Regions from separate parts of the Homo sapiens genome. Here region 2 is linked to region 1. Evidence: read pairs that join two places in POLR2A ChIA-PET (ENCODE). Cell type or tissue: MCF 10A. All regions are shown on one strand. Links, peaks and the distances in the headings refer to the core of each region. The heading gives the core; the rest is flanking DNA.

What was found. Peaks named below come from ENCODE experiments on the same cell type or tissue, not always from the same donor. Only the 100,000 strongest peaks of a DNase experiment are listed, where the experiment ranks them.
Region 2: POLR2A ChIA-PET joins it to region 1 with 5 read pairs; 6 of 35 experiments call an interaction of 5 or more read pairs at or near these places.

What each region holds. Positions count from the first base shown.
Region 1 is chr12:95,083,692-95,086,494 of GRCh38, reverse strand. FGD6 (FYVE, RhoGEF and PH domain containing 6) reads left to right here. Exons shown (of 21, transcript NM_018351.4): 19 at 587-715; 20 at 1,849-1,997. Among named protein-coding and RNA genes, the nearest start is that of NR2C1, 11 kb to the right of the region's middle. In MCF 10A, for the core only: no CTCF peak of the experiment used is centred there; no DNase peak of the experiment used is centred there.
Region 2 is chr12:95,172,400-95,175,202 of GRCh38, reverse strand. FGD6 (FYVE, RhoGEF and PH domain containing 6) reads left to right here. Exons shown (of 21, transcript NM_018351.4): 3 at 2,459-2,603. Among named protein-coding and RNA genes, the nearest start is that of FGD6, 44 kb to the left of the region's middle. In MCF 10A, for the core only: no CTCF peak of the experiment used is centred there; a DNase peak (open chromatin) is centred at 1,202.

The sequences.
Region 1 (2,803 bases), core at 68-2,567:
TAGAGATGAAAACATTTTCAACTTTTTATGAAGTAAAAATTAGCCTCTTTTCTTTCTTACTATAATTTGGGAAGCAAAGATTGATTCTTAAAATGAGCTTCCTTAATAGTAGAATTTTCTGTTTATTATTCTGTTTGTATGGTTTTTAGAAGTCCAAAAAGTTTTTTAGGAACAGAATTAAAGGTTCAAATAATTTTCCCTGATGCCCCAAAATAAGAGCAATAAAAAACAAATCCCCAAGTCCCCAAATCCAGCTTTTAGAAAAGCATTTTAGTCTTCTGGAACTATTTTTCTTCACCTGCCAACCCAGAAAACACAGATGAACCCACCAAGAAACATACGCAAACACGTGCAGGCACAGTTAAACCAAGTAAAATTCTATAATTGCCTCTAACATGGTTGTCTTCTTTTTTGTGCTCATGTTAATAGCAGAGTTCAATTTGTATAGTAGCACTTTGAAAATATATTTCATTCTGAAACATTCTATCATTACAGTTATTGCTTTCAGCACCTATTGGTTGCAAATAATTTTGCTGTTATAATTTGTCTGAAAACCATTAAACTTTGTATGGGGTTTCTTATCTAGGTATCAGCAAACACAGAGGATTCTTCTATGAGTGGCTACTTGTACAGATCAAAGGGCAATAAAAAACCCTGGAAACACTTTTGGTTTGTCATAAAAAATAAAGTACTATATACATATGCTGCAAGTGAGGTAAGATCTGAAATCTAAAGATGAGTAATTTGGGGTTTTGTAATGCCAACTGCAAGTAATTACAATATTTTAAAAATCCATTTATTTTACATAAGATTTTTTGCTTTGCTTTTGGATGGGGGAGGTGTTGTTGCTGTTATTTTTAATGTGAACAGTGTTCTTGCTTTGTACCTGGAGAGCTCTTTCTCAAATGTGTTAGGAATTTTCCATATTATTAAAATGCAATTTTTGTGTGTGTCGTGTGACTACTAATTACTTTACTAAAGGCAGAGCTGCCCCCAGGTGCACTGGCTCACACCTGTAATCCCAGCACTTTGGGAGGCTGAGTGGGGGTGGATCACCTGAGGTCAGGAGTTCGAGACTAGCCTGGCCAACATGGCGAAACCCCGTCTCTACTAAGAATACAAATATTAGTGGAGTGCCTGTAATCCCAGACACTTGGGAGGGTGAAGCAGGAGAATTGCTTGAACCCGGGAGGCAGAGGTTGCAGTGAGCTGAGATCGTGCCACTGCACTCCAGCCTGGGCAACAGAGAGACTCTGTCTCAAAAAAAAAAAAAAAAAAAAAGGCAGAGCTGTGTTTCTTTCTGCCAAGCTCTCTTGAGTGATACTCCCTTTACTGTCATCGTTAGATTGCATTGATCTGACAGCAGCATAGATAAGATAGGCTTTTTTGGATTATAAACAATTCTAGCAGTTTACTCTAATTCTGTCCTTTTCTCCTACCTGATCACCCTGTGTTCCACCATCCTATGAAAACACTGCTGTAGGGTCCACACTTTTCCTTAGTGAGATCCAGGTGAATAGCTTACCTTTCTGAGCTGTTTTCTGCATCCATAAAATGAAAGTAATATAATCACGTGCCTTCCTTGGTTTAGTGAGGATGTTGTGAAATTCAGTAGATGTGAACATGCCAGAAATTGTGTGCCACAGTGCCTGGCATATAGGGTACCTAGGGAGGGAGTGGCTCAATGAATATTATTGAATAAATGAGAAGTGAGTAAGTTGTTAGAATTATCATTACCTTATATGTGAATAATTGAAATTAAATTAGAGCTATGTAGATCAAGAGTTTTCAAATCTGAATTTTGTCTCAATCTAAAAACTTTTCTCCATTTGTATGTTTTTAAATTAGGACGTGGCCGCTTTGGAGAGTCAGCCTTTATTAGGATTCACTGTTATTCAAGTTAAAGATGAGAATTCCGAGTCTAAAGTATTTCAGTTACTGCACAAAAACATGTTATTTTATGTATTCAAAGCAGAGGATGCTCATTCGGCTCAGAAGTAAGTAATCTGGCCATATTTTTCTTTTATTCATGAGATTTCAGTTTTTTAATGGTTGCTTGTAAAATGACCTACTTTAAGGCATGGGGACAACTCAAAATTTACATCAGAGATTTTAATTAGAAAGATTTAACGTATTATTTAAACTCTTCAGAATTGTTTTAAAGACAAGGCAGGGGTATCTGGAATATTTTCAGGAGGCAGAGGGGAAAAGAAAATAGGTAGTCCTATACAAAGTATTTTATCTACACGTGATCTCAGAGGAAGCAGCGTGATGCTGCTCTGCTGAAAGGAAGGAAAGCTAAGGCATTTGACCTCTCCTTCTATGAGGGTAAGAATCTTCCCTTGAAACATTCCAGGACTTTGGCAATCCAGCGATTCATTTGTGCCATGGAACAGCAGGAGTTTAAACAGCTGCTCGCTAACTTCTTTGGGGAAAAGGTCAAACACATTAAGAGACTCCCATGCTGTTCCAGTGACTGAGTAGAAGGAAATGGCTATCAGTTTAGATGGCAAAGGCTGAAACAGTCTCCTCAGAATTCCAGCAAGAATCTTTACTTAGATGTTATCAGTTTGCTTAACATAGAGATGCGTATCTACCTCTGTGAAATTAGGTCTCTTTTGAACAAAATAGTTCATCATCTCTCATTTGATTTTTACCTTGGCTTCACAAAAGAATACATTTTTGTTTTCAGGAAGAGGTGTTCATGTGTTCTCCACAAGCTTAAAAGTGCATGAAAATAAAAAAGAATGCTTTGAGTGAGCAAAGCTTTTAGTTTCTTAAGACAGTTAAGATTAATGTACCA
Region 2 (2,803 bases), core at 78-2,577, 89 kb before region 1:
GTGAGATAGTTAAAGGATTCAGAAGAGACACCAAAATCTCTCCTTGTTTCATGGCATTGTGTTTTGATTCATGTAGTTTTAATATTTAAAGCTTTTTTCTTGTTTTCAGATGTTCACTTTGTACTTTAATCCCTCTTGTATCCCTAATGGATGTGGCAACACCTAGTTACTATATTCTTAATAATAGCCTTCCAAATGATGTTTGACCAAGAAACACCTTTCACCCCTCTCTTCAGACAAAATAAACCTAATTTCTTTTTTTTTTTTTTTTTTTTGGAGATGGAGTCTCACTCTGTCGCCCAGGCTGGAGTGCAGTGGTGCAGCCTCGGCTCACTGCAAGCTCCGCCTCCCGGGTTCACGCCATTCTCTGCCTCAGCCTCCCGAGTAGCTGGGACTACAGGCGCCCTCCACCATGCCTGGCTAATATTTTGTATTTTTAGTAGAGACGGGGTTTCACCGTGTTAGCCAGGATGGTCTCGATCTCCTGACCTCGTGATCCACCCGCCTCAGCTTCCCAAAGTGCTGGGATTACAGGCGTGAGCCACCGCGCCTGGCCAAATAAACCTAATTTCTTCATAGGTGCCACAGCCCTATTACTAACTATCTGAATCTATTATACTTAGGAGTCTAAAACAGTACCCAGATGGGCTGGATCAAAAAGCCTTTTAGAGCAGAGCTTCTCACACATAGACTGGGATTTTGTTACAGCACGGATCCTGATTCGGTGGGTTGTGGGTGGCCTGAGCGTGTGTTTTCTGAGGAGCTTCCAGGTGATGCTGCTGCCGATTGGAAATTGAACATGTGTTGTGTTAACAGGGTTTTAGAAGATATAAAGAGATAAGGAATTACGATAAAAACAAGTGGTGGGGTACCTTTTCTTCTAGCTATATGGTTGGATCCTATAGTCTGTCCACCCTGTTAACTCTCATTTGCTCTCGCTAATCTCAGTCAACAATTAACTATCCGGCGGGGTTGGCTCTTATCCCTGCACCCAGAGACAGTGAATCCTGCCAGTGATCTAACCAGAAAGTTGCTATCCTCTATCCACCACTTACCCCCGGGGAGTGAGTCTCCTGCATGTCTTGGGGAGCTGTGATAAAGTATGCACCCACCTTACGAGGCTATGATATGACTCCCAGAGGCCCCAGCCATTGAGTAATGGAAAACCCCGTCTTTAGCAGTGAGAGGTGTTCCTTTTGGCACTGTGCCTCCAGCCAGCTGGTTTGTGTAACAGTTGGGCTCCAGGAATGGCTTCTGAGGCAAGTCTGTATCCTACCATGTGTAATCAGGAACTGGCAGAAAATTTATCTTTAGCTTTTAAGATTCCCATTAGAGATTCTCGTAACTTGTAACCTTGGCTGTTGAGTGACCTGCCTGTGACCTGCTGAAAGAGCCTGCCAGAGTGGAATGCAACTGTCTCCTTATTCTGCTTGAGTGTTTTTCCTGATGATTGTGGATCTTTTACTGACCCCACCTATACTCTTCTATTCTGCAGATATTCTTGTAGACTTACGACAGAAAAGCAGTTGCTACAGGCAATTGGCTCCTGAATCTTTCCAGCCAATGCTAGAAGGAATTATTTTCATCTCTTCTTAGGGAACTTTCCTATGGAATTCCCCCCACAGATTGGATTGCAACAGTGGCTTTTAGATTCATGAGATCTATATTAAAACAAACGGAGGAACCTTGATGATATCAGGCTGGCAAGGAGGAATTGGTAAATGGCCTGGCTCTGTGGTTTTCCAAGTTCAGCTTGTATCAGAATCACCTGGAAAGCATTAAACAAGCTTACTTATTATTTGCTAGGCCCTGTGCCCCAGGTAGTTGTAATTGCTGGGCAAATTGCTGGGCCCTGGGCCCCTCGTAGTTCTAATGCAGCAGGTCTTGAGCATAATCTGAGAATTTGTAACATTTCCTCTTCCTCCCCATGTCTTGTGAACAGAACAGTGATAACCATAGAGCAGGGTACATGTTCACAGTTGCACCTGCACTGTTGATTGTCGTCACCATTATTACCCCCGAGTCCTCATAGATTTGTTACTTGTTTTTTGTTGTTGTTTTAAACACCAAGGCCCAAGGAAACAGCAATTCTTCTGGTATACCTGGCAGCCTTTTATGGTAAACCAGCTCACTTTCTGTAAAGCTTCTTAGTTTATTCTAGGAGTAGAGACCTGATCTTCTTTGGGAGGGATATATAGAAGCATAGGATGGGAGCAGCTGGGAAACTTGCTTCCCACCCACCTTCTTAACATTAAAAATTCAAAAAATTAATTTGAGTTTTTGGCAGCTGAGACAGGGTGAAGGAAGGGAAAGTTGGCTGATCTGGGTCTTTTCATTCTTCCACATCCCTTAGATATATCTTGTTTGCATTATGAAGATAAGATGTTGATTTGGTTTTTGTTTTGCTAGCACTTCTTATTATTGAAGGTGACTAATACCTGCTTTCTGTTGAATGCAGTTCAGGAGCATCCCAGGAGGAACAGAATGATCTTGGTCTTGGTGACCTTCCCTCTGATGAGGAGGAAATCATCAACAGTTCTGATGAAGATGATGTCAGCTCTGAGTCAAGTAAAGGAGAGCCTGACCCACTGGAAGATAAACAGGTATACTTTGGTACTTAATTGCTTCTTGACCTCTCCCTATGCTTGGGAATGATATTTGTCTGCATAATAGGCACAGAAACCCTTGTGAGTTTTCTTAAAACTTATAAAACACTTTCAAAATTTAAATTTAATTCCTGCTATAATGTGGCACCTAAAATATTCTCATGTTACCAAGTATGTATCACTTAGAGATTACTTAG